Regions from separate parts of the Homo sapiens genome. Here all the other regions are linked to region 6. Evidence: chromatin loops called from intact Hi-C (ENCODE). Cell type or tissue: gastrocnemius medialis. All regions are shown on one strand. Region 1 overlaps SCTR (secretin receptor). Region 2 overlaps C2orf76 (chromosome 2 open reading frame 76). Region 3 overlaps PTPN4 (protein tyrosine phosphatase non-receptor type 4). Region 4 has its middle 5.1 kb from the start of STEAP3. Region 5 overlaps STEAP3 (STEAP3 metalloreductase). Region 6 overlaps DBI (diazepam binding inhibitor, acyl-CoA binding protein).

Region 1 (4,000 bases), 110 kb after region 6:
TCAGACATCCTGGAGCTGAGGTTGACAGCAGCTCAAGGGTGAGTAGGGTCACTGCCCCACGGCGGAGATGAGGAAGCTGAGGTTCCAAGAGGGGGAAGTGAGAAGTGTGGGTGACAGAGCTGGTGATAATGGAGCTGGGATCCCACTCAGCCTTCCCATCTCCCCAGCCTGGGACAGGCTGCCTCCTCCAGGCTGGCCTTGGTGGCAGCAGACCTGGCTGCTAGCCCCCCACAGTGTTGATCGTTTCCTGAACACGAGTGACACTGCCTTGTTCTCTCCCAGCCCTGGCTCCAGCGTCTGGGCACAGAAGGCACAGAACAGACCCAGGGTTTCCCAGCGTGCGATGAGCTCACCACTCACTGGTGGCCTGTGCTTTTGGCTGGTACATGGTTGAACATTTTTTCATAGTTGCACTTTTTTAAAGAAAATGTGTATTAGAAACATTATAAAACTAGCATATCACATCTGTGATTTTATAGCTACTATTGTTTAGGATGAGGCTAAGTTTTTTAAAAGTCCATTGATTGAAAGGAAAACATATGAAGGAAATCATAGCACAGGAGGTGCGTGGCTCTAGCCAGGCTGGAGGGAATGTGGCTTGGGGGAGCTGGACAGTCCCTGTGGCCTCCTCAGTGCTTGTGGAGGCTGCCTTGCACGGTCCCCAGGCTTTGAATGCAGCATCTCAGACTCCACTCCGGGACTCCCCAGTCCCCCAAGCCAAGCAGGAATGGGAGGCAGGGGAGAGCGCTCCCAGCTTAGCTTCGGATACCTGTCCTGGCTCTGGCCTTCCCAGGGAGCCCTGGCAGGGAAGGGACACAGCCCAGGACTAGGGTCATCCTGGGCAGTTTTAGTTCCAGAGCAGCACAGCTCACTGCCTGACTTGGGGGTAAGCGGCATTCATTGAGATAGGGGATGGGGGAGCTTTGTCAATAGGGCCACACTTACTGAGCCACGAGGGAGGGGTCACCGCCCCAGGAGAGCCAGGGCTAGAAGGAATATACATTAGCTGTGTGGGCAGGCAGATCCAAAGCATGTGAAGAGCAGGGCTTCCCACGCCTCTGTCGTCTCTGATGGCCACCTCCGCCACCAATTGTCTGGCTGGAGGGGATGGGATGGAAGGCTGGGAAGTTTAAGTGGGGAAACAAGAGAAGACAATGCCACCACCTGGGGAGGAGGGGTTGCCTGCCCCAGTGCCCGTGGCCCAGGAGGACAGCATGGGATACCAGGTTGAGGGAGGTGGTATGGTGGAGATAGAATGGGCTTTGGACCCAAGCCTACTTTGGGTATGACACTTAACCTCTGTGAGCCTCAGTTTCCTCATCTATAAAATGGGCACAGTAATATTTCCCAGGATTTTTGAGAGAATTAAATGATATGTGGGTGCGGTGGAATACTTTCTGATCCATCAATCTCTTCTTTTTTCTTCTCCTGTTTTTTTTGTTTGTTTGTTTGTTTTTTGCCTTTTCTCTCTCCTTCCTCCTCAGATTGAAGTCACAGAGAAAGGCAGGAAAACTTCCTGGCTTAGGTTTCCAAAGGCCTCTGGGGGATGAAGAGGTATGCTGGGATAATCAAAGCACTTGGGAGAAAACAGAAAAAGAGCAAGAATTCCCAGAGACTGGGGAGAGATGGAGGGGAAGTGATGAGCTGGGACATGGAGGGTTCCAGAAGAGGTGCAAATACCCTGCTGCCCAGCCAGCCCTGAGGAGGTGGGATGGCCCAGAGGAGAAACAGCTGTGGGGGCAGGTCTAGATGGGCAGACCACACACAGCCTTGCCGAGCCCATGCCTCCCGGCAAAGCACAGGAGGGGCCAGTGGCCCAGGATAGACAGGGCTCTGCCAGTCACCACCTGTGACTAACACCATCATCAGCTGCAGGCGAGATCCCCCTGAACGTGGTGGTGCTACGTGAATCTCTAGCCACCTGGGAAAATTGCAGGGGAAGATCCAGAAATGTCTGCCATCCCAGGAGAATGCAATCAGAATTAAAGTCAGAAAACGGAGAAAGTTCTATTTTTGCCCAAAGGGGTTTATAGATAAAGATTCCTGGTCTTTATATTTGTGGAGCCCCTGGCCCTGGGCCAGGTCTGAAGCAGACCCAGCAATGTCAGCTTCCTCTGTCCTGCCCACAGGGATAGAGAGGTGGCCCCAGAGGCAGGTCTGGGTGGGTTGGGGGAGGACTGAGAGAGGGGAAAGGGCCATCTCAGAGGGCAGGACAGTGCCTGGGAGTTTGCCCTGCATTCACCTGGCATGGAGCCTCTATCCTCCAGTCCTCTATTTATAAATAAGCTCAGATGGCCTGATAAAAACCTGGGACTATTTCTGGAGCAATGTGTCAGGCTGCAGTGGCAGGGGGCCAGGAACAGCCCGGCCCCCGGGGCCATGCTGAACTGGGCCACTCACACCCCTCCATGTCCCTGGTGCTCACTTCATCGGCTGATGGGGTCACCAGGGAAGCCACAGCTCCTCTTTGTCTTGGCCTTGTGTCTGTCCTCTCCTACCTTCTGCTTCTGCCGGTGTTTGCTCTTTCCTCTGCCCGCGGACCGCCACATCCATCTCTCAGGCACTTCCACTGCTCACCCCCACTCATCCCTTTCTCCTCCCCAGAACCCACAGTGGCTTAGGACGAGCTCCTGCACAGCGGCCTGTTTCCCAATTGCATCGTGTATCTCTTTGCCTCTCTTGGCTCAGCCATGGCCCCAGCCCCAGGCCATCCAAGGGGCAGCCTGGTGAGGTTTCTTCAACTTTGCTAATGACTTGACCTACAGTCTTAAGTCAAGAAGGTGTCGCTCTCCTTTGTGATGGCTGGACGCACAGGAGCTGTGGTCAGGATGGGGCTAGAGGAGCTGAAATCCCAGGGCAACAAGGGTATTTAAAAACACATCGCAGGAGAAACAGCTAAAGAGTCTTGGAACCAGGAATCATAAGCTGTTTGATGGGATGAACTATCTTGGGAGTGATGAGGTCCCCATCACTGAAAGTATTCAAGCAGAGAGAGTCATGGAATTAGGAGACGGAAGAGCATCAGACACTGAATGAAGTCTGCACTACATGAGATGAAGAACCCTTCCAGCCCTGAGGCCGAGCAGCCACTTCTCTGGAGCAGGCTGGCCCATCTATGTCCAGGAGGCCAGCCCCAGGCTAGCTTCTGAGCACGGGGAGCTAAGTCCTTCGCCTTCCAGAGACTGCACAAAGTGTGTGCCACCTCCACAGAACCCTCCTCATCCACCCGAGAACTCTTCCTCACCTGACCTAAAGCTCTTCATTTCATACCACCTTTCAAGCGAATTAAGGATTAATTGCCAGCAGCAATCTCTGTCTTTGTTTGTTTTCTCTAATGGAAAACCTTTCTCTCGGGAGGGTAAGGTTATCAGTCATTCACAGCTCAGTTGTGCTGTGTTTGATTAGACTGGACGGCAAAGCTGAGTCCTGTTTCGGCTCTGTGCGATCCTGGGCCCCTTGGAGCCTGTTTTCTCATCTATGAAATGGGAGTAATAATAGTGCTTATTGCACAGTTGTTTTAAGAACTAAAAATTTAAATTGCCTAGAATGTTATACAAACATAAGCTGCCATATTTTGGAAAAATGAGCCAAGATCAGTGGTGCCAAGGGAAGAATGGGCAGAGGTGAGCTGTGGGCAGCCGTGGAGGATGGTCCACGGTGTGGCTGCCAGAGGGCATCGGGGGCCAGGCAACTCCAGAAAGGAGCTAGGAATGTTAGAGAAAACTGCACTAACAGCCAGCATGCGTGAAGAACTGATTCATACTACACCGTGGATGAACCTCAAGAACATTATTCTCGGCAAAAGCAGACAGACACAAAAGGTCACATAGCAAATGCTTCCGTTGATATGAAATGTCCAGCACTGGCAAATCCACAGAGACAGAAAGTAGATTAGTAATAGCCAGCGGCTGCAGACAGGGAAGGAGGGGAGTGATGACTTAATGGGTACAGGGATTTTATTTTGGGGTAATGAAGATATTTTGGAATGAGACAGAGCTGG
Region 2 (4,000 bases), 62 kb before region 6:
TGACTTGCTTCAAATATTTGTTTTGGATCTGCTGGCAGAGAAGATTTCAAACTACAGTTTGAAGAAAACAACTAGCCAAAAAAAAAAACAACAACAAAAAAAAAAAAAAACAAAAAAAACCTCGGTCTTTGATAGACTGGGTACATGCCTGTAATTTCCACCATGGTGTGGGAAGGTAAAACGGGAAACACTCTACAGAGGTTCACTCTGAGTCCTGCTTCTGGAATCCCCCAGTTTCCTGGGTCCGACACCCACATTACCGAGTAACCAGATTATCACTGTTTCTATGTAAGAGTGAAGAACGGCCACCATAACATACTGTCGAAGGAAGAAAACACGCATGACCTAAAATATTGCTACCCAGAAAAAGAAAGGGAATGGGACTCACACCTTAAGGAAACACAAATCAAACATCATCCCGAAAGAGAAGGGGGAGCCACAGAATCCCACAATATTAGCTGTACAGACAAGATCACCCAAAGGGGCGAGGCGTGAACGACAGGGTTCCAGTTGGGGGCAGATGACAGAAGTGACACGCAAAATGAAAACGAACCACGAGGGAGTTCTGGAATTATTACAGGACCTGGCTTGCCGAGAATGCTTCCCTCAGATAAACACTTAGAGTTTGGCCGCTGTATCTTGTTTTAAAATGTTTCCAATGAAACACAACTGGCTTTGGAAGAGTTACCCAGCCACAATTTCTCTCTTAAACCAGACCAGATTCGAAAGACAACAGTAGTAGAATGTAGCAAAATGAAAGAGAGAAAATAACACTTAAAAAAAAAAGCTTACATGTAAATTTATTACTTAGGGGAATTAGCCCATAAAACTACAATTGCTGACAAAAAATTATAAGTAACATTTCTAGGTAAAAGTCTCTTCTTGCTTCTACTGATCAAATCTTTTTGAAGTACGTATTTTCGTACTGGGTCCACAAGCAAAAACTCCACTGACGTCAGGTGTAGAATGTTCCACGGGGATCTGCAGTGCAGATAAAAAGCCAAAGGATGAACTAGAGAATTTCTCCCTGAGAAAAGAAATCTTCAAACACCTTTTTTTCCCCTAATTTCCCCACTTGCAGCCTTTCTTTTCCTTTCATGACTACTGCAGAAAAGTCCTAACGATAAATTTGTTACCCTGGCATTATTCCCATGGCAACTGGCTGTGATAGCAGTGACAGCTCTACAGCAAGATCAAGCAGTGAAAAGGGAGACAGAGATGACTTCGAATTTTTCTCTTAAACCTCTTAAAAATCTAACCAGACACGGCACTGAGGGAGGGAAAATTCCCTAGAAAAATCACATATTTCAGGCCAGGCACAATGACTCACGCCTATAATCCCAGCACTTTGGGAGGCTGAGGTGGGCAGATCACTTGAAGTCAGGAGTTCAAGACCAGCCTGGCCAACGTGGTGAAACCCCGTCTCTACTAAAAATACAAAAATTAGCTGGGCGTGGTGGCACATGCCTGTAATCCCAGCTACTCAGAGGCTGAGGCAGGAGAATCACTTGAACCTGGGAGGCGGAGGTTGCAGTGAGCCGAGATCGTGCCACTGCACTCTAGCCTGGGCGACAGAGAGAGACTCTGTCTTAAAAAAAAAAAAAAAAATCACATTTCAAGTATCATTTTCACAACTCAATTCTCACTAGAATTTTTTGTTGCTCTCCAGGTACCCTCATCTCCTTCCCCAGGTATAACCTCAGCTTGTCCCCAAGAGCATAGCAACACCACTCTAGATAACAAAGAGAAAATCGCTCCCTGCAGGGACCCAAATCACCCCGAGCCCAGGGTTGCTGGCTTGCCGGAGTTCGGAGTTAGGAGTTCGGAGGGCAGTTTGGAGTCCTCACAACACCCTGAAATGAGTGGAGAATCTGGGAAAATAATCTGACTCTGATCCAGGACCAATAGCCTTAAAGTAAGAGGACAAAAAGAGGGATTTGCTTCTCACCTTTACAGATGGTTCATTACATAAGTCAGTTTGAAATTAATCACAACAAGACCAACAACTCAATATTTTAGTAAAGTCAAAACTTGCCAACTGCCTTCTCCAGGACAGTTTCCAAACAAAGCAGTTGTTCCTGAGGGCCTTTTACACACATCACTCCGGATGCCTTCATTGTTTTACACAACCTTTATGACAACCTTCTAGAATAGGTTTCATTATTCTGTTTTTACAGAAAACAAAATAGAGTTTCAGAGAGGATAAGAGGCTTACAGAAAGCAAGCAAAGCACACAGCCTTCATTCTAACCGATTTTCCCCAACTTCATGGGTTTATACTTTTAAAAAAAATTCGTCCTTTAATTACAAGGAATACATGTAAACTGTAGAAAAATTTTTAAATCACCATAAAAGCAATTAGATAATACAGAAAAGAAAGAAGAATATCAATTACTGGCAATGCCAGCACCTCAAGAAACCATTTCTATAATTTTGGCGTATGATCTTTTCTCCATATACGCATAAACAATAATCTTACATGTATACTTTAAACATTTTAAAACAATAATGGGGTCGGGCACAGTGGCTCATGCCTGTAATCCCAGCACTTTGGGAGGCCAAGGCAGGTGGAAAACCGAGGTCAGGAGTTCGAGACCAGCCTGGCCAATATGGCAAAACCCGGTCTCTACTAAAAAATACAAAAATTAGCTGGGCATGGTGGTGCACACCCATAATCCCAGCTACTCAGGAGGCTGAGGCAGGAGACTTGCTTAAACCCAGGAGGTGGAGGCTGCAGTGAGCTGAGATTGTGCCACTGCACTCCAGCCTGGGCGACAGAGCAAGACTCTGGTCTCAAAACAAAAACAAAAACAAAAAAACCCAAACAATAATGGTATCACACAGTATGTTCTATTTCTATTCAATAAATCAAGCTCTACATCAGTGCTTCACATACAGGGAAGGTCAGGGCTAACCCCACCACCCTTCTGAAGACTTAGCACAACCTCACAGCTTGTCCCTGTTGGCTTAGAAACAAGTACCATTGAAATTCAAACTTGAGAAAGTCTTATTGGTCAAACCGACCCACAGAAAATTCAAGGTCATATTCATTCCCGACGGTGGTATAAGAGTATCCATTTTCCTACACCTTGAACTCCCTTGGACAATGCCACTTTTTCATGTCTGCTAATCTTATAACAATTGCTGCTGTCCAAGGTCACCCAGACAGTAAAAGACAGAATCAGGTTTTGGACCCAAGCACTCTGGCTCTGGACTCTGTTATTTTCATAGAGATGAGCATGCTAATTGTTGTGCAGGCTAATCTAGAGCTCCTGGCCTCAGGCGATCCACTAGCCTGGCATCCCAAACTGCTAGGATTACAAGCATGAGCCACTGCACCTGGCCCCAGACTAGAGTCTTAACACTAGACTCTACTACATAAAACAGTATCTATGTACTCATTTCTAATAAGTACTCATTCTCTCCTAATAAGGTGGAGCTATTTTTTATGTGTGAGTTATTTCTTCTATCAATAGAATTTTTCTTTTTCATAGTAATTACAAGGGCTCTTTATAAAGTCAGGCTAGTAACTTTTCTTTTTTTCTCTTTTTCTTTTTTTTTTTTTTTTTTTTTTTTTTGAGATAGAGTCTCACTCTGTTGCCCAGGCTGGAGTGCTGTGCTGGAGTGCAGTGGTATGATCTCAGCTCACTGCACCCTCTACCTTCCAGGTTCAAGCCGTTCTCGTGCCTTAGCCTCCCAAGTAGCTGGGATTACAGGCGTGTGCCACCACACCTGGCTAATTTTTGTATTTTTAGTGAAGATGGGATTTCACCATATTGGCCAAGCTGGTCTCGAATTCCTGACCTCAAGTGATCCTCCCCGCCTTAGCCTCCCAAAGTGCTGGGATTATAGGCATGAGCCACCATGCCCGACCCCAGGCTAATAACTTTTTATCTGTTGTATATGCTGCAGATATTTTTCAAAGTTTATTGTTTCTCCTTTAACTGTGTTTACAGTTTTTAGTTTATAGGTAGTCAAATTTATCACTTCTCCCCCTTTAT
Region 3 (4,000 bases), 400 kb after region 6:
CTATATGTAAGGCATCTAGCGCTGTGCTTTAAATACAAGAGATGATCAGTCAGTGATAGTTGGTATTATTTTTTCATTTTTCTATTCCCATCTTCATGAATATTATTTATTTATTTTAGCTACCCAAAGCCACCAAGGTCAATGAATATAATTTAAGTGATTAGTTAAACATTCAGGTGATATACCATAACTGATTTAGACATTTACATTTTGTTAAGCGGTTTTTTGTTTATTTCCTCAGTTTAAAACCCTAGGACTGGGATAATGGTCAAGTGTCATGAATATTTCTGTGCCAGATCTCTCTCTTACAGAAGTACCTACAGTGGTTGTTCTTGTTTTGGGAAGAAAAAAATGCTAATTTTATAATTGTATTTCATTGTTTTAATTAATGTAATTTGAAAATTTATTTGGTGATGATGTAATGAACATTCCTTTATATGTTAAGCAAACATTTGAAATGCCCATTGTAGTGGGAGCAGTGGTATAAAGGTAAATAAGACATGATTCTTGTCCTTGAGCTCAAATTCTAGGGTGGTAACACATGTCAACAAACAATTAACAATTCATAGTGACAGTGTAATAAGATCTGGGGAAAAGAAGTGGCATTTGAATATGGTCTTGGAGGATCATTTGGAATTGATCTGGGTAGAGAGAACAGCATATAGAAAAAGTCAAAGTATGAAAGAATGTGTGGTGTGTTTGGAGAAATGTAAGTTGTCTTGTTGGATATGTCTGTCTCTGTCTGGGTGGGTGTGGTTGTCTGTTCCTGTGTGTGAATCTGTGTGTGTGTGTGTGTGTGCGCGCGCGCATGTGCGTTGATTGCAGTGGGAAATGAAGTCTTGTGAGGGTCCTTGTGTTTGGGCAATGAGTGGGATCATTTTAAGACCTTTAAAATAGAGCTTCCCAACTGGTGTGCCATGAATGGTTTACCAGTGTTTCGGAGAGCAAGATACCCTTGTTTAATGGGACCTGGGCATATCAGATCCCCCTCCCCACCCTGCCCCAGGATGGTTTCTTTTGGCTTTGAATAGCATTTGTGGCTTATCCCAACGTGCTAAGAAATTATTATTTTCTTTGTTGCCAAGTTGGGAAAAGGATTGGGAAAACCACTGTTTTAGAGACTGTAAGTATTAGAAAGTTTATGGTTCCTACTCACCCTTGGCATCCACTATGGAATCAGAAATAAATATCAAATCCTAAAGTAAGCTTAAGGTAAACTTAAGAATTCTTAAGTCACCTTCCTCTTTCTCTCTCTTTTTCCCTCCCTTTACCCGCTGCCTCCCCCATTTCACTGGTGTATGCGCATGTGCGCGCGTGTGTGTGTGTGTGTGTGTGTGTGTGTGTGTGTCTGTGTGTGTGTGTGTGTGTGTGTGTGAAATATCTCTTTGGTGCCCTTGCGTTACTGGTGCCCTAAACATGCATTTAGTCTGCCTCTTGGGAAATCAGCATTAACATTCAGGAACAATTTAGAGGTATTTAAATAAGGGATGATAAGATTAGATGCAGGTTTTGAAAGGTAACTCCTGACTTCTAGATAATGATGCAAAGTTACAAGGATAATGCAAGGATGAGGTTAGAAATGGAGCAGAGAGACCAGATGCTGTTGCAGTGGTCCAGGGGAGGGATGATAGGAACCAGAAATAGGGCAATATAGATATGAGATTAGAACTGAAAACTGAGTAGTTTCACTAGACCTGAGAGTCCATTTGGACATGGGGGGAAAGAGTTGAAGATGATGCTAGGATTTCTTCTTTGGCAGCTTCCCTTCTTTAGCAAGGGAAGGCCAGATTATTTTTATTGAGCACTTCCAGTGAGCCAGGTATTTTGCTAGACAGCGAAGTTGTCACGAGTTCTCATTTAACATTTTGAAATAATTTCAAACCTAATGAGAAATCTCAAGAAAAGTACAACAAAGAGCTCCTGAATCGCCTTAAACTAATTTTTAACATTGTACTAGCTATGTACCGTGTGTATACACAGCTCAAGATGAGCCTGGAACACCTCGTGCTTGGCTCAGTAAGGCCTTTTCCAGATGCCCCAAGTGGTCACCTTGGAATTGTGTTTAGCCCTTTCCCTTTTTCTACTGTATCTAATTGGATCCTCAAATTTCAGTGAAACAACCTCATCATCTCTCATTTCTGGTCCTACATTTTAATCCTTATTTCTCCATTTCAGGGGAATGCACCATTTCTAATTTCATTTGGCTTTTTTCCTGAATTATTTGAGAGCAAGTTGCAGACATGATCCCTATCACTACTAAATATTTTAGTGTGTATTTAGCAAAACAGGACAATCTCCTACATAACCGCCAAATCAGGAAATCAACGTTGATATAACACTACCTTCAGGTCGAACCTAGATGCCATTCAAATTTTTCCAACTATCCCAGTAGTATCTCTCTTTTCTTTTTGGTCCAGCATCCAATTCAGGTTCACACATTGCATTTAATTGTCACATCTTTTAGTTTCCATCAGTTTGGAATGATTCCTCAATATTTCCCTGTCCTTTATGACCTTGACAGTTTTAATGAGCAGAGTCCTTTTTTTCTGTTACATGTTTTCCTCAACTTAAGTTCATCCAGTGGTTCCTCATGTGCAGACCGAGTGCATTGTTGGCAGGAATGCCATAGAAATAATGTCGTGATATTCTTAGTACATCACTAAGAGACGTGCTGTATAGTCCTGCTACTAGCGATGTTTAACTTTGAACACCTGTTAAATTCAAGTCTGCTGGGTTTCTCTACTGTGAAGTTATCGTTTTTTTCCTTTTGTAATTGGGAATTCTTATGTGAGAAGATATCTGGGAGTGTGTCAATAGAGCTGAAGGCTGTAACCACGAGCCTTCAGGTCTGATGATTGCTACCTGAATCAGCCACAACTGTGAAAGTTGTCACCTACATTTATTAGTTCATATTCTACTGAAAGAAGATTTTCTCCTTCTTCTCCATACATTTATTTATTCATTCATTTATATCAATATATACTCCTGGATTTGTTTCTGTTTAGTGGTTTATATTAGTTACTGTCATTTTAAAATTTCATTTTGTTGGTCAAATTGTCCCAAATTTGGCCTTTAAGTTGGCTCCTCTATCTCCTTGACCTGTCCCCCTCCTTGGTGTATTTCCTTACTTTCTGGCCTAACAAGATGTTCCAGATGATCTTAATACTCTCCTATCCCAGCTCTGAAATCATTTATTTTTCCAAGGAATCCTGATTTTATTTTACTTTTTTAAGTAGAGATGCTATTTAGGAACTGAGATCCGAGTGTTCAGTGTGTTCATTTCTGCTGGCATGTCATCACTTTTAGGGGGATAGAGCTAGGAAATACATATATGTATACACACATCTGAATCTGTTTCTATGCCTATGTACAGGTATTTTATAAGTTCACACTGATACAACCAATTCCAATCTAACATCTCAGGATTCGTCTAGCCTTTTCCCTTTCTGTATTTGTAAATCTCTTCTCCAGCAGTGATAAATTGGTTCCTATTATCTCCTCAGTGTATTTACTTATTTGCTCAATCCCCTTGTATGTGCCAGTCTTCCGACCCCGCATTAGTTGTCTCCTTTCTCCTTGCTTGCCGCCTCTGAGGCCTGTGGCATGGGGTCCTCAGAGCTTGCTGTCAGGTCCATGTAGGAAAGAGAACTTCTCATTTAATCTTTTTCCCCTCATTTAATCAGGACAGAAATTTGTTAGAAAGGTGCTATTCCCAGTTTTAAAAGGAGAACAGAGCTGAAATTCAAAAAGGTCTGTGTCTTTAGGCATGTTACTGTGTAAATAGCTGAGTAAATATTTTGCATTCAGATTCGTCTGATACTGAAGCATCTTTTCTCTCCTGTACTGCATAGCCTCTGAGTATCTGTGGAATCCAAAGTGGCAGGATTTAAGGTTGTATAGATGGTAGCTGAAGCAATGGGTGGGACTGTCACTGCTTATGAAGTATATATAAAGTTAGGAAGAGGCACACTGACAGAGCTCCTAACTACCATCACTGAAA
Region 4 (4,000 bases), 150 kb before region 6:
TGGCTCTGCCACTTTCTGAGATATGTCACATCAGACAGGTGACTTAACCTCCTGTGTCTCAGTTTCCAAATTCAAAAACGGAAAATGTATTATGACGATCAGATGAGTTAATACAGTCAAAATGCTTCTTAGAACAGCATCTGGGATGTAGCAAGCACTCAAAAACATATTAGCTATTATGATCACACAGAGATGCATACCTCCTAAAATCTTTCTGGGCTCCCACCGCCAGCATGATAAAGCCTCACTTCTCACCAAAGGCAAATCAGGCCTCTCATCATCTGCCTCCTCCCTCCCCAGCCCCATCTCCCGAAGCGCCTCTCAGGGCACCTCTGCCCTTGCACAAGGCAGGGCCTGTTCCTAGCAACTCTCAGAGTAGCAGTGGAAGTTTCCAACACCAAGATCTCAGATACCTCAAGCTGGCAGGAGTGCGAGGTCCAACAAGAAGAGATTTTATGAATCAGCCAGCCATGGGGGTGGGGCATGGCCAGGTTTCCTGATTCCCAGACCAGGGTGCCAACAACACCTACTGTTCATGTGAGAAAAGGAGAAAGAGGAGGAGGGGCCACTGGCGTCTTTTGCCCACCTGGGGTTCCTCGCTGTGGGAGAGGGGGAGGCCAGAGGACAGCAAGTTCCCTGAGAGCCTCTCAGAGAAAAGGAGGGTTTAGATCATCACACAGGATAAGGAAGAAGACCTTTTCCAAGGGGGTGGAGCAGAGCCTGCCTGGAGGTAAATTTCCTTTGGGAACTGTCTTCTTCAGTATTTCCCTTCCTCTCTGAACACCGTTTCTTTTCCTTTCAGATTATCTGACAGCCTTTTAATGAACACCTACTAAGTGCCCAGCACTTTCCTGGGAACTTAATTCTTACAACCTGTTAAGAGGTCTATACACTCATTTTACAGTGGAGGAAATGGAGACTTAGCGGAGATGTGAAATTTGAACCAGGTCCGTGTGGTTTCAAAGCCTGCGCATGTTCCTTTACCCTATGGAAGCCTCCAGAAGCCAAGGTCTCATCTCCCCTCTTCCCTGGAGGCCCCAAACCTGGGTAGCTGTGCCCCTAGACCTTTGAGGGAGGGTCTCGAGCCATTATCTCCCTTACCTTTTCTTGCAGTGACTTGGCTTCTCCCAGGCTGCCGTAACCAGCAAACGCCTAAAGATGGCTCTGAGACGATGGCCTTCTGTGTGTGTGTCCATGAAATCAGGTAGTACACCACACAGAACCAGACTCTCAGTGACATGCCTGATATTCCACAGACCTGCATCCGAGCTGTGCAGATCTCAGGTAGACACAACCAGTGATTGGGGATGGCTGGTAGGATCTTGCCTAGGCAGGCCAGGGAGCTCTGTGAGGAGTGTTTGGGAGAAAATCCCCCAGGTTCATCTCCCTGCATGGACTGCCCCTGCTGGGCCCTCACACTAAGCTGGTCCTGGTCCTCAGTACTGAGGGATCACCACAGGTGTGTAGGCCACAGCTCACAGGAGCCCTCCACCTAGCGGGTCAAAGGTAGTGGAAGATCTGAGAGTCAGGCAGACCTGGTCCAAATCCCGGATCTGCCATTTCCTCACTGCATGATACTAAAAAAGTCACTTCTTCATCTGAAAAATGGGGCTGATCCCACCCATTCTGCAGGGTCTCAGTGGGGATTGAAGGGGGCTGACCTCAATGTAGCACGATGCCTGCCCCAGGTGGGACTTCAGCAAACTCTCTTTCCTTTCCCTTCCCTCCCCTTGAAGGCCAAGACCAAGGAAACAGAATTGGGCATGCCAGAACATATCCCAGCCCTGTGGGGTGTATTTACCTCCACTTCTGATCACAGTGTGTTTGCGTATGACCTTGAGGCCAGTGACTTTTACACCTTGCCTATGCTGGGCTGGGCTGTGACTTGGCTGTGACTTGCCTGCCCTGAAGCCAAGCCTCAGCTGACATGTGTCTTTCCACCACCCCTGCTGTGCTGAGTGAGCACCAGCCACCTGTCCCATTGTTCCTGCCCCAGGCTGTGTGTGGAGAGTGGTCTGACAGGGCAGACAACACCCTACACTCCAGATGTGTTGAGGTGAGCTCTGGGGGTCAGGAAAGAAGCAGGGAGGGGCACAGTGTGAACATCCTGTGCAGATTTCCCCCCAACTGGCCCCCCAGCTGGTTGGGTTTTCTTTTCTCAGTAACTCCTGGCAGAAGTCCAAGGAGGCCTCCTTCTCCCAAACCCTCTGTCCTTGGCTCAAAAATCCAGCAGAGGACGTGCCACGACCACGAAAGGTGACAGCAGTCAAGGGGAAAGAGGACTCCCTTACTGGAGTGCACAGAAGTTTCCTATTTATTTTGCTTACGCGGTTGACTTTTTCCAAAGGCTGCTTGGGACGGCTTACCTCGAAAAGCTTAGCAATAAGGCTAGTAGTAAATCAGACAAAAAAATCATGGACTGGGGGAAAGAAAGTAGCATTTAAATATATTTAATAAGGACGATATAGTCGTGAACATGTGCCTGAGTATCCTGGCTACCACAGTAAAAGGGGAAATATGATCAGTTATGGGAAAAGAGTAAAAATATTAATCATGATTTTTTTTTTCTTGGAGCTTTGTGTAATAGGCACTGATGTTGAAAAGGGTAGAGTTATTTTTCCATATTTGTAGAAATTCAGAAGATTATCAGACTATTTGCCTCACAAGGACTTTTTAGCAAGCAAAAAGTATGATATTGTCATGCACCCTGGTGAGGGGAAGTGTCATCCAGTTCTAGGTTTCTGTGAATCTACCTTGATGCAGGTGTTCAGGGAGTAGTGAGTTTCCTCAGTTGTAATGTAGACCAGCGCTTCTCAAACTTAAACACGTATACAACCTCCTAGGGGGTCTTGTTAAAATGCCATTCTAATTTGGGAGCTTTGGGGTGGCCTGACACTCTGCCATTCTAAAACCCTCCCAGGCCATCATGATCACCACCTTCCGAGCAGCAAGGGGTTAAAACCCAGGCATCTCCCATGATCTAGTAGTGAGTGCCTTTCTAATCGCCCCCAGCTGAAAGGCAATGCAATGTTATCATAGACGGGCAAGAAGAATCTCTTCCTTGGCTCTGTAAATGCTTCCGGGATGTGCTGGGTCAGCCTCCCTCCATTCTGGTTGGCGATCTTGGTCTAGTCACAAGCCAAGACCGTTGATCATACACAAAAGTTTAAGTACCTACTACGCGCCAGGAAGCTCCCTCAGAAAGATGGTTGGTCCTGCTCCCCCACCCACCCTCCACCCTGGCATCTTTTATCCACTCTTCCTTCAGCAACTGCCTTTATCAATGCTCCCTTGAGCCAAAATAAACAAATAAAAAGCAACTTCCTTTGGAAGCTACTCCATACTCTTGCGCTGGCCACAGTTACATCTCCCTGCAGATACACAGATTCTCATGACACAGAGCTCAGACAGTGCTTCCTCTCTGGAGGGCTCATGTTTCGAGAGAAGACTGGAAGGAGGACAACCTTATGCTCCAGTAGAATTCCAAATTCTGGGGTGCAGGGACATTTCGTGTGTGTATGTGGAGGGGGGGGTGTCCTAATGCCCTGTAAGCCACACTTTATAATGCTGTACAATATTGGGTCACCATCATGGGCCATGGAAAGCAGAATCTGTGAGGTTCAGTCCCAGGCTCCAGCACCCCTTTGTCAGCTGGCCTCCCCGCTCAGTGCCCTCTCCCACTACCTGCCCTGCCTCAGCTCTGACTGCTGCTGATGTGCCTCCACCCATCAGGTCATTGTGATGGCAAAGACAATGCCTCCATTTGCCCTGAATGCAGCCTTACATAGGAAAGAGCTTCCTGTGCTCCAGAACTTGGAGGAGTCCTGCAGCACCTGGTCTAGTGGGGAGAGCATCAGTGGGGAGCGGCACCTTTCCTGCAGCCACGGCCCACTGGGCAGGACCAGATCCAAGTGGCCTGGCTTCTGGCTAGGGTGTCAGAGTACATTGGGGCATACAGCTTCCCGTGGCCATCTCGTTTTCATGGAGGATTTATTTTGTG
Region 5 (4,000 bases), 140 kb before region 6:
TAAATTTCAGATCCATAAAATGGGAAAGACTTTGCAGAAGCTGTTATTCACTTTACCTGACTGGGAGATGTAGATTGTTCATATCCAAGGGTGTTAGTTTTAATACTAACATTAGCATGTGGGGAAGGGTGATCGAGATGGTGGGGAGTAGGGCCCCCCACCACCTACCCCTGGGACCTCTAAGGGAAAGTACACACCACCGTATGCTAGTTGCATCCTGTTACCTGTGCTGCAGAGCCAAGGGGCCAGAGGCAGGGAAATTAATTCTGCCTTGTAAAGGCACTGGGCCTTCCTGTTGAATTTTGCTACTTGCGGGGAAGGCACTTCCCAGGCAAAAAGATTAAGCCTATAACCTAAGCAGAAAGCAAGCAAGAGCTTTGGGTGGGAAGTGGCCAGAGACATAGATCAGGCAGACCCAGGTTTGGAAGGGCCAAGGAGACAGCACATCTGCCAATGGCAGCAGCTGGGCCTCACCTGCCCTGACACCCCCACCTAATGGGGACTGGGCAGAACCCTCCAAATGGTTGCCATGCCCTGGCCCAGGAGCCTCCAAAAACCCTGAAGCCATTGACTCAGCATCCCTGAAGCCTCCTTCCATGAGTACCCCCATACCAGGCTGCACCTCAATGCACCTTAGATCTGGTGTTTGATTTTCACTTTGACCAGATCTGCAGCAGTCTCTTTGTTAATATTTATTTCCAGTGTTTACATTCATCTTTGCATAAGTCCTCAGTGTTACTAAGTTTATCAAATAGCGAAATGCTTGGCCAGGTCTAACAATGTCACCAAGCTGCAGAAGGGATTAGAAACTCATAGTATTATTATTTCATCACCACTGAGTACAAGAGAGCCCCAGCTAGGTTCTGGGGAGAACAGCTATGACTCACAAATACTCCCCTCCCAACTCACAAATACTCCCCTTAGAATCTAGTCCTTAAATCATTCAAACCACAAAAATGTATTGAGCACTTACTGTGTGCTAGGCCCCGGTAGGTGTTAGAGGCACAGAAATGAGTTTTTTATTGGCCCCCATCCAATGAGGTGACAGACAAGAGAACCAGTGTGTGCAGCCAATGTTAATGTGACAAAAAGTGCAGAGTTAGTCCCAGAGCGTGAAGTCCTCCCTGTCCTAGGCCCAGGTGGAGGCCAGGAGCTGCTCCCCGGGCTGCCTGGACCAGACTTTTGAGCTCTTGGGACCCTGGCGAACATCAAAGCTGTTGCAAAAGTCAGAGCTCTTGCAAAAGTTGGAGCTGGCCCATGGCAGGTGGTTGAGAAGTGGCTACATGACTCTTCCCATGCAGAGCGGTTAGAGGGTGGAGGCCGATTTCCAGTATCCCTGGGAATCCAAAGAAAGAGGCCACTGAGGGGCAGGGGAGGGCCCCTCCGAGGCTTCCAGAAAAAGGCAGTGCAGCAGCTGGGCAAACCAGGATAAGGCATGCATCCCTAAGCCCAAAAATCAGGTGATGTGAGGCAGGCCGAGCTCCATGGCAGACATGCTGAGCTGCCTCTGTGTGTCTTGGCTAACTCTGCCCTTTCCTAACCCCACGGCTCACCCTGCCCAGGAGCAGGGATGAGGCCCATCCCTGATTCAGCAAATCCTGTGCCATAACAAGGGGAGGGGTGGGGGCAGCCACAGCCCACAAGACCCACCAGTCCCAGGGTTTGTGCAGCTCCAGGTCTCCCTGGAAAGCAAGAAACCACCCAGCTCCAGACGCTGAGGCTGCAGATTCAGCTGCCACTGCCTGATGGCCTCCAACCTGGCTGGATTAACTGGCCCATAGGGAGCTGGCTGCCCCCACAAGCCAGCTCCCTGGCCTCCCTGGGCAAACTAAAGCCCTCCTCCCTGGCTCCATAGCGCCCGGTCATCCCCTCATTCCAGCACTTTGCTTCTTCCTGCATTGTGTAGCTGGCCTTTCTCCTAAGAGCCTTAAAAGGGCAGGTCATCTTTGGCCACCTGCATGGCCCCGGCGCCTTGCTTCATGCTGGGTACACAGCAGGTACTCTGGGAATAACAAATAAGAGAATTTGTCAGAGGAGGTTTGGCAGGATGGACTATTGCATAGAACTGCACAGACTGTGCACTGCACGCCTCCAGAGGGCACTCTCCACAGGGATTACTATGTAAATGGCACCTCCTAAAGTTGTGCAGCATAGGGACCCTAGGGCTTGAGCATGCCCCACCCGCCTCCGCTGCTTCAAGCCCCTGGCCTTGGTGCTGACTGTTGGGCTTTCCTCTTCCCCTTCCCAACCAGCACTGACCATCATCCTTCCCATACGCTGGCGATGGGTAGTAATGAACTGTCCCAGTGAGCAGTTCTCCCAGACTGGGCTGTCAAAGCATGCTAGTGAGAGATTCCTGGATGGCAGGCAGGCCATCTGGATTCTTGCTCAGCCAGGAAACTCTGTCCTCTGGGAATATCCTCCCAGTCAGGGTGTTAGGGGGCTCCTGGATCCCCAAGATCTTCATGGTCCCCTAGAACTGCTCCTCTCCCCAGCCTGCAGTGGGCCTAATGACCCACATGTAGCCAGGGAGTGGTCCCCATGGGGTTTGTTTTATTGACTCAGCTAACAATGCCACAATGACTCTGATTGCCTTCTTCTCACCTGAGAGACCCAGCTCTGGGCAGCCAAGGGGTACGTAGGGACAGAGCATATGCATGTGACCCTCAAGATCTAGAGGAGCTCAGAGACAGCATGGATACTCGAAGCCCCCGTGAGCAGGGAGGACTTTCTGGACCAAGTGGGCTGGGAGCTGGGCCAACTGTAAAGACCCAGGGAAAAAAAAAGTCAAAACTGAGTTGCTCTTGCATGCAAGTGAGTGGTTAGTTCATTGACTCCGTCCACAGCCCTTTCCTGAGCAGCTACTGCAGTGGTTTTCAAAGTGTGGTCCCCACACCAGCAGCACCAGCAATTCTGGATGTGGAGCCCAGCAATATGTTTTCATCAGTCCTCCAGGTGACCCTGATGCAGCTCAAGTTTGACCTGATGTGTCCTAAGTGCTGGGGTTTGCAAAAGTGAGTTTTACTTAGTTCTCACCTTGAGGAGCTTGGAGTGGGGGAGAAGATAGACAGGAAAGAAAACAGTACTGTCCAGTGAGACGTATTGCTCTGGAGGGCCATGGAGGCAGAGGAGCAGTTGGTATAGGCTTGATCCTTGCAAGGGTAAGTGGCCTGGAGACCCCAGTGGCATGACTGTCCTCGGCAGGGAACCAGATGTTGGGACCAGCATCCCCTAGAGGGCTCAAGGAGCCCAGTGCCGACCCCAGTGCCCCAGTGCCCAGCCACCAGGGCTGTGGCCCTGAGCAGCAGGTCCTCCTACTCTTCCCTCCACCCCAGATCTTCTGCTCTGCTCTTCCCCCTTCTTCTTCCCACTCCCAAGTCCCAAATAGTAGCAGGTCTTTTCCTCCGATTGTCTTGGGGAGAAATGGGCATGTACCTCCAGGCCATTATCTTAGAGCACATTTTTAGAAGATTTTAAAGTAAATTTTTCCATTAGGCAGAGAACACCGTGTATTGATTTGGGTGCATCTATTTCTGCTTTACCCAGACAAAAAGATTTACAAAATATCCTAGAGAGGAATAGAATTAAAAATGAGTAAATTTAACAGGCTCAGAGCGTAGCACTTTATTTGTCTCATATAATCCTTGCCACACCTCATTAAGGTGAGGAACATCAGCCCATAGTGCAGATGAGGAAATGGGGCTCAGGAAGGTGAAGTGACTTGGCCGGGCCGCCAGCTAGCAAGTGGTCTGGTGGGATATGAAATTCCATCCCTCTGCTGGGCCCTTGCTGGCTGACCTTGCAGTTTACTAAGGTGACTGATCCTGAATAAATCCAGAGTGTTCTAACGTTTTGCTGAGCCCGTGTCCTGTTGGCTGCATTGTGGGGAGTGGCCTGGCCTGGCTAGGGAAGCTCTCAGTGACCAATTGTGGCTTCAGCTGTGTTATTTAGAGAATCCCAGGGGCTGAAATGATCCTCTGCCTGGTTAGGGAAGGGATGA
Region 6 (4,000 bases):
TGCTGTTCATCTATGGCCACTACAAACAAGCAACTGTGGGCGACATAAATACAGGTATGCAGAGCGGGGGTTGGAAGGGCATCTGCTCATCAAAGCAGGCTCAGCAGCTCAGACTGGAAGTCCCTGGGAACTTCACTCTCAAACTGCCTGAGGCCCTACTCTTCAGGTGGGGTATGGTGATGGTTCCTGAGGTGGAAAAGACCATGTTCCGGATTCTCAGTGTCTCCAGTAGTAACAGAATTCAAATCCTGGTTTTAGAAGGTCTTTACTGGTTATCACCAGCAGCTACTCTCTACTAGGGAAGAAGCAAAGGCTGCAGCTTGGAAAAGACTTGCTGAAGGCTCTCAGCTCAGTAGTATCATTGTTGAGCCGTTCAGCTTCTGCCCTAGATGGGCAGGATCAAAGTTGGAGCACTTTTTGGAGCACTTGACAGCCTGGCCAAGCCTGATGTCAGGAGCAGAGAAGCACCTGGTTTCTTGGGCTAGGTCAGAGCATTTCGCTAACAAGTCTGTGCCTTCCTGATGATAACTTTTTCCCTGCCCAGAAATCTTGGTGCAGATTTTGAGGCTGTGCTTTGGACTGTCATGTTCTGTAATAACATCTTTCCTGCCTTGGGCAGGTTTCATTCTGTCCCTAAGTCCCTGAAACATGGGTGGATACTGAGGCAACAGCGCAGTGCATTCTGTGCAAGGACTCAGGGTTATCATGGCAGCACAGAAGGGAGGTCTCCCCTGCCCCTGCTGAGGAAGAAGGCGAGCATGGTCCCTATTTCCGCAGTAGCTGGGGTGGAAGATGGAGCAGGTGGGCTGGCTGCCAACCAGCTGGAAGCAGGAAATAGTACCCAGAATGACAGATCACAGGCAGTACCATATCAAACCCTGGGGTTCACATGGAGCACTTAGTTGAAGAAGGTCTTATGGCGAAGGTGAGTTTTACAGTGAGTTCGTAAACTCTGTCCTTCCAGGGAGGGGAAGGAAAGGTGAAGTGGGGGAGGCCAGAGGTGCCAAGATGCTTTTCTGACAAACAGTATTTTCACAGAGACTGGCCTGTGCCCGTACTAGAGTTACCGATTTTCACATGAGTCTAGATAGACTGGCATAGGAATCTATCACTTACTGATCAAAGAGGTGTCATCGGCTCTCTCTAGGGCTGTACTATACAGCCCTATTACACGATTATAAAACATGATAGTCCAAACACGATAGTTTAGTATAATAGCCAGTAGCCACATATGACTATATAAATTTTAACTGAGGCTGGGCGCTATGGCTCATGCCTGTAATCCCAGCACTTTGGGAGGCCGAAGCAAGCGAATCATGAGGTCAGGAGTTTGAGACCAACCTGGCTAACGTAGTGAAACCCCATCTCTACTAAAAATACAAAAATTAGCTGGGCATGGTGGCATATGCCTGTAGTCCCAGCTACTTGGGAGGCTGAGGCAGGAGAATCGCTTGAACCTGGGAGGTAGAGGTTGTGGTGAGCCGAGGTCGCACCACTGCACTCCAGCCTGGGCAACAGAACGAGACTCTGTCTCTAAAAAAAAAAATTTTAACTGAAAATAGTTAAATAAAATCAAGTTTAGTCTTCATTCACAGGAACCACATTTCAGATGCCCAGTAGTCATTTCAGGTACTTGGTGTGGCAAGTGGCTCCTGAATTGGACATTGCAAATATACATGTACATTTCCATTTCCACCGCTTGGAGAGAGCTGTCGAGGAGTGCTATTCTAGGATCCTGATGATGACCACAAGGGCAGTTTGTTTCAGCTGTCCCTGGGAACACTTCCCTGAAAGCGCTCAGGGACATTTTCTCAGGCACAGTGCTCCAGGCTACGGACTCTGATTGTTCCCTGTGGCTTTGGGGCTGGGCATCGTAGTGAAATAGGACAACAGGGAGATGGTGAGTGTGTTTCCCAACTGCAGATGACAACAGGTCTATAAGCATAAAGTCATCATATAACTTAAAGAAACCTTACCCTCGGTGAAATCTCCCACAGATCAGCAAGAAATAGACTAACAATTCGGTAGAAAAATGGGGCTAGGATATAAACAGTTCATAGGAAAGGACACCTGATATCATTAATGATTAGGGAGAGAAATTGGGTAGCTAACAGCAGGGGTGAGAGAGAAACTTTATAGTATTTTCCTCTGTAGCTTTTGAATTTTAAGACATATGAATGGATTTTTTTTTTAATTGTAATTAAAGTATAATTTTTTTAAAAGAGAAATTTTGGAGTCATTTAACTTGTAAGACAAAGGCTATCTTGTAATAAGAATACTGTTCTTCCTATTTGCTCTAGATTTTAAGTTTGGATTGGCATACATTGGTTTTCTTAGGGCAGAACCCACTCTACTAGACCTATTTAACCCCATGACAGAGCCTAGAAGGAACAGGTGTAATAGAAGATGGCATTTATGGCAAGAAGGTTGATCAAGTTCTCCATTAGAATTTGAACCAGATCTAATGCCTTTTCTTCCCTTGTTTAAGAACGGCCCGGGATGTTGGACTTCACGGGCAAGGCCAAGTGGGATGCCTGGAATGAGCTGAAAGGTAATTGTTCTAATCAATTTCTCTCATTTGTGAAACCCAGTAGTGAAAGAGTCTTCATTATGAAGTGTAAGGGAAGAGGAGAGAAAACAAAGTCAATGGGGCACGTGTGGGAAACCAGCCTGACCTGTGCCAGAATGGGAAAAAACCGGGCCACCTACTTTTTCTCCTAACACCATTTATGCCTTTTCTAAAAGCACCATCTCTGAGCAGGAGCATCATCTAGAGAGGAGGGGCTGGGAACCAGGCCACTGAAAAATAGTTTGGGAAATGATGTAGTTGGCGTAGGCTTTGGATGTGTTCAGAATAAGGGGTGGTTTCCTGTCTGCAACTCCCTCTCCCCTACAAGGCCAGGCGGTGACCCCCTAACCCCAGTGGCCCTCCCCAGTTCCTTCCTAGCCAGAAGGATACATAAAAGAAGGGAATGAGCTAATGCATGGCCTGCCGCTGGCATCGTAGGCTCAGTGAATGGAGCCATTATATGCTAAGCACCAGCAGCCAAGAAGTATCCAAGCTCGTACTTAATCACGTGCCACCTGCAGCAGCAAGACCCAAGAGTTGGCACCAAAGCTCCTGGCAGCATTAGTGTTCCTGCTGGCTAGTTTCTGAATAAGCCCTCTGTCCTTCTGCGAATGAGAAACCCTTGAATTCAGAAAGGGCCACAATACAATAAACACACTCCTAGGATCTGCAAGTAACTGGGAAGGGAATGCCCATCTGCCTGCCCATTTTCATGGGACATTTCCATACCATCCTCAGGCCCCATGTACTCTCCAGTGCTTCAGAACAAGCTCTGAGTTCCAAAGGGTCTCTATCCTTCACCATAGAATCCAGGAAACTGGGTGTCACTGTCTCTGAGGGATACATTCAGTGTCCTTTCTACTGCAGCAAGAAGACAAAGATTTGTCTCATTCCCCTCCAAGAAGCAGCCACTTTTGGTCAGAGTTCCTGAAACTTTTCTCATAGCCTCTCTCTGGGGAGAAGAGGGTGCCTGGCTTTGCTTTTTCACTGCCAGCTTAACAGCTCTGGAAGATAGGAGCCCAAAACAGAGACACTGAAAAGGCCAAAGCCAATATCAGCCACGAGAGTTAGCAGGACCAGTAAAGTCACCACGATGACAGTTTCCTACCTGTCTGGAGGGTGGCACCTCTCTCCCAAGGCTCACAATGGCCATTCCCCCAGGACAGGTGGGGGACGCAGGTGTCCAGCAGATGGGCGACAGATCTTGGCCAGCCCCACCAGGCTTTCTGAGCACAGTTGCTTATGGAGCATTCACTTCGGGCCAGGTTCTGTGGATACTGTCTCCTGTAATTAGTAGAATCTCAACTTTATTAAGTGAGAAACTGAGCCTAGGAGAGTTACAGCAGAGCTGCCTGGGGCTCTGGAGGCTGCTTGTTTCCTACCATGCTACCTCCCTGACACATAATCCTGTCGATTCCTTACAGGGACTTC

Evidence for each region. Peaks named below come from ENCODE experiments on the same cell type or tissue, not always from the same donor. Only the 100,000 strongest peaks of a DNase experiment are listed, where the experiment ranks them.
Region 1: it touches region 6 in a loop (2.9-fold over the local background); 5 of 110 quality-filtered maps call a loop at or near these places.
Region 2: it touches region 6 in a loop (2.4-fold over the local background); 25 of 110 quality-filtered maps call a loop at or near these places.
Region 3: a loop joins it to region 6, with 3 times the contacts of the local background. A loop is called at or near these places in 6 of 110 quality-filtered maps.
Region 4: a loop joins it to region 6, with 3 times the contacts of the local background. A loop is called at or near these places in 8 of 110 quality-filtered maps.
Region 5: a loop joins it to region 6, with 3 times the contacts of the local background. A loop is called at or near these places in 9 of 110 quality-filtered maps.

The regions. Positions count from the first base shown.
Region 1 is chr2:119,483,235-119,487,234 of GRCh38, forward strand. The region is part of intron 2 of SCTR (secretin receptor); the gene reads right to left. SCTR-AS1 (SCTR antisense RNA 1) reads left to right here. Exons shown (of 2, transcript NR_147847.1): 2 at 2,605-4,000. Among named protein-coding and RNA genes, the nearest start is that of SCTR-AS1, 8.8 kb to the left of the region's middle. RefSeq lists an enhancer at 3,823-4,000. In gastrocnemius medialis, no CTCF peak of the experiment used is centred here; DNase peaks (open chromatin) are centred at 207, 1,797 and 2,337; H3K27ac peaks cover 3,129 bases.
Region 2 is chr2:119,305,848-119,309,847 of GRCh38, forward strand. The region is part of intron 5 of C2orf76 (chromosome 2 open reading frame 76); the gene reads right to left. Among named protein-coding and RNA genes, the nearest start is that of STEAP3-AS1, 59 kb to the left of the region's middle. RefSeq lists an enhancer at 1,486-1,987. In gastrocnemius medialis, no CTCF peak of the experiment used is centred here; no DNase peak of the experiment used is centred here; H3K4me3 peaks cover 1,225 bases; H3K27ac peaks cover 2,464 bases.
Region 3 is chr2:119,765,136-119,769,135 of GRCh38, forward strand. All of the region lies in intron 1 of PTPN4 (protein tyrosine phosphatase non-receptor type 4), which reads left to right. Among named protein-coding and RNA genes, the nearest start is that of PTPN4, 7.2 kb to the left of the region's middle. In gastrocnemius medialis, a CTCF peak has its summit at 2,104; no DNase peak of the experiment used is centred here; H3K27ac peaks cover 3,222 bases.
Region 4 is chr2:119,216,728-119,220,727 of GRCh38, forward strand. No RefSeq gene overlaps it. Among named protein-coding and RNA genes, the nearest start is that of STEAP3, 5.1 kb to the right of the region's middle. RefSeq lists enhancers at 771-1,970, 1,341-1,937 and a silencer at 2,146-2,440. In gastrocnemius medialis, a CTCF peak has its summit at 2,239; DNase peaks (open chromatin) are centred at 1,934 and 2,224; H3K27ac peaks cover 2,630 bases.
Region 5 is chr2:119,232,640-119,236,639 of GRCh38, forward strand. All of the region lies in intron 2 of STEAP3 (STEAP3 metalloreductase), which reads left to right. Among named protein-coding and RNA genes, the nearest start is that of STEAP3, 11 kb to the left of the region's middle. RefSeq lists an enhancer at 300-499 and a silencer at 2,021-2,070. In gastrocnemius medialis, a CTCF peak has its summit at 2,099 (motif pointing right); a DNase peak (open chromatin) is centred at 1,242; H3K27ac peaks cover 4,000 bases.
Region 6 is chr2:119,368,252-119,372,251 of GRCh38, forward strand. It overlaps DBI (diazepam binding inhibitor, acyl-CoA binding protein), which reads left to right. Exons shown (of 4, transcript NM_001079862.4): 2 at 1-54; 3 at 2,489-2,551; 4 at 3,994-4,000. Among named protein-coding and RNA genes, the nearest start is that of DBI, 3.3 kb to the left of the region's middle. In gastrocnemius medialis, a CTCF peak has its summit at 1,703; DNase peaks (open chromatin) are centred at 1,770 and 3,100; H3K27ac peaks cover 2,931 bases.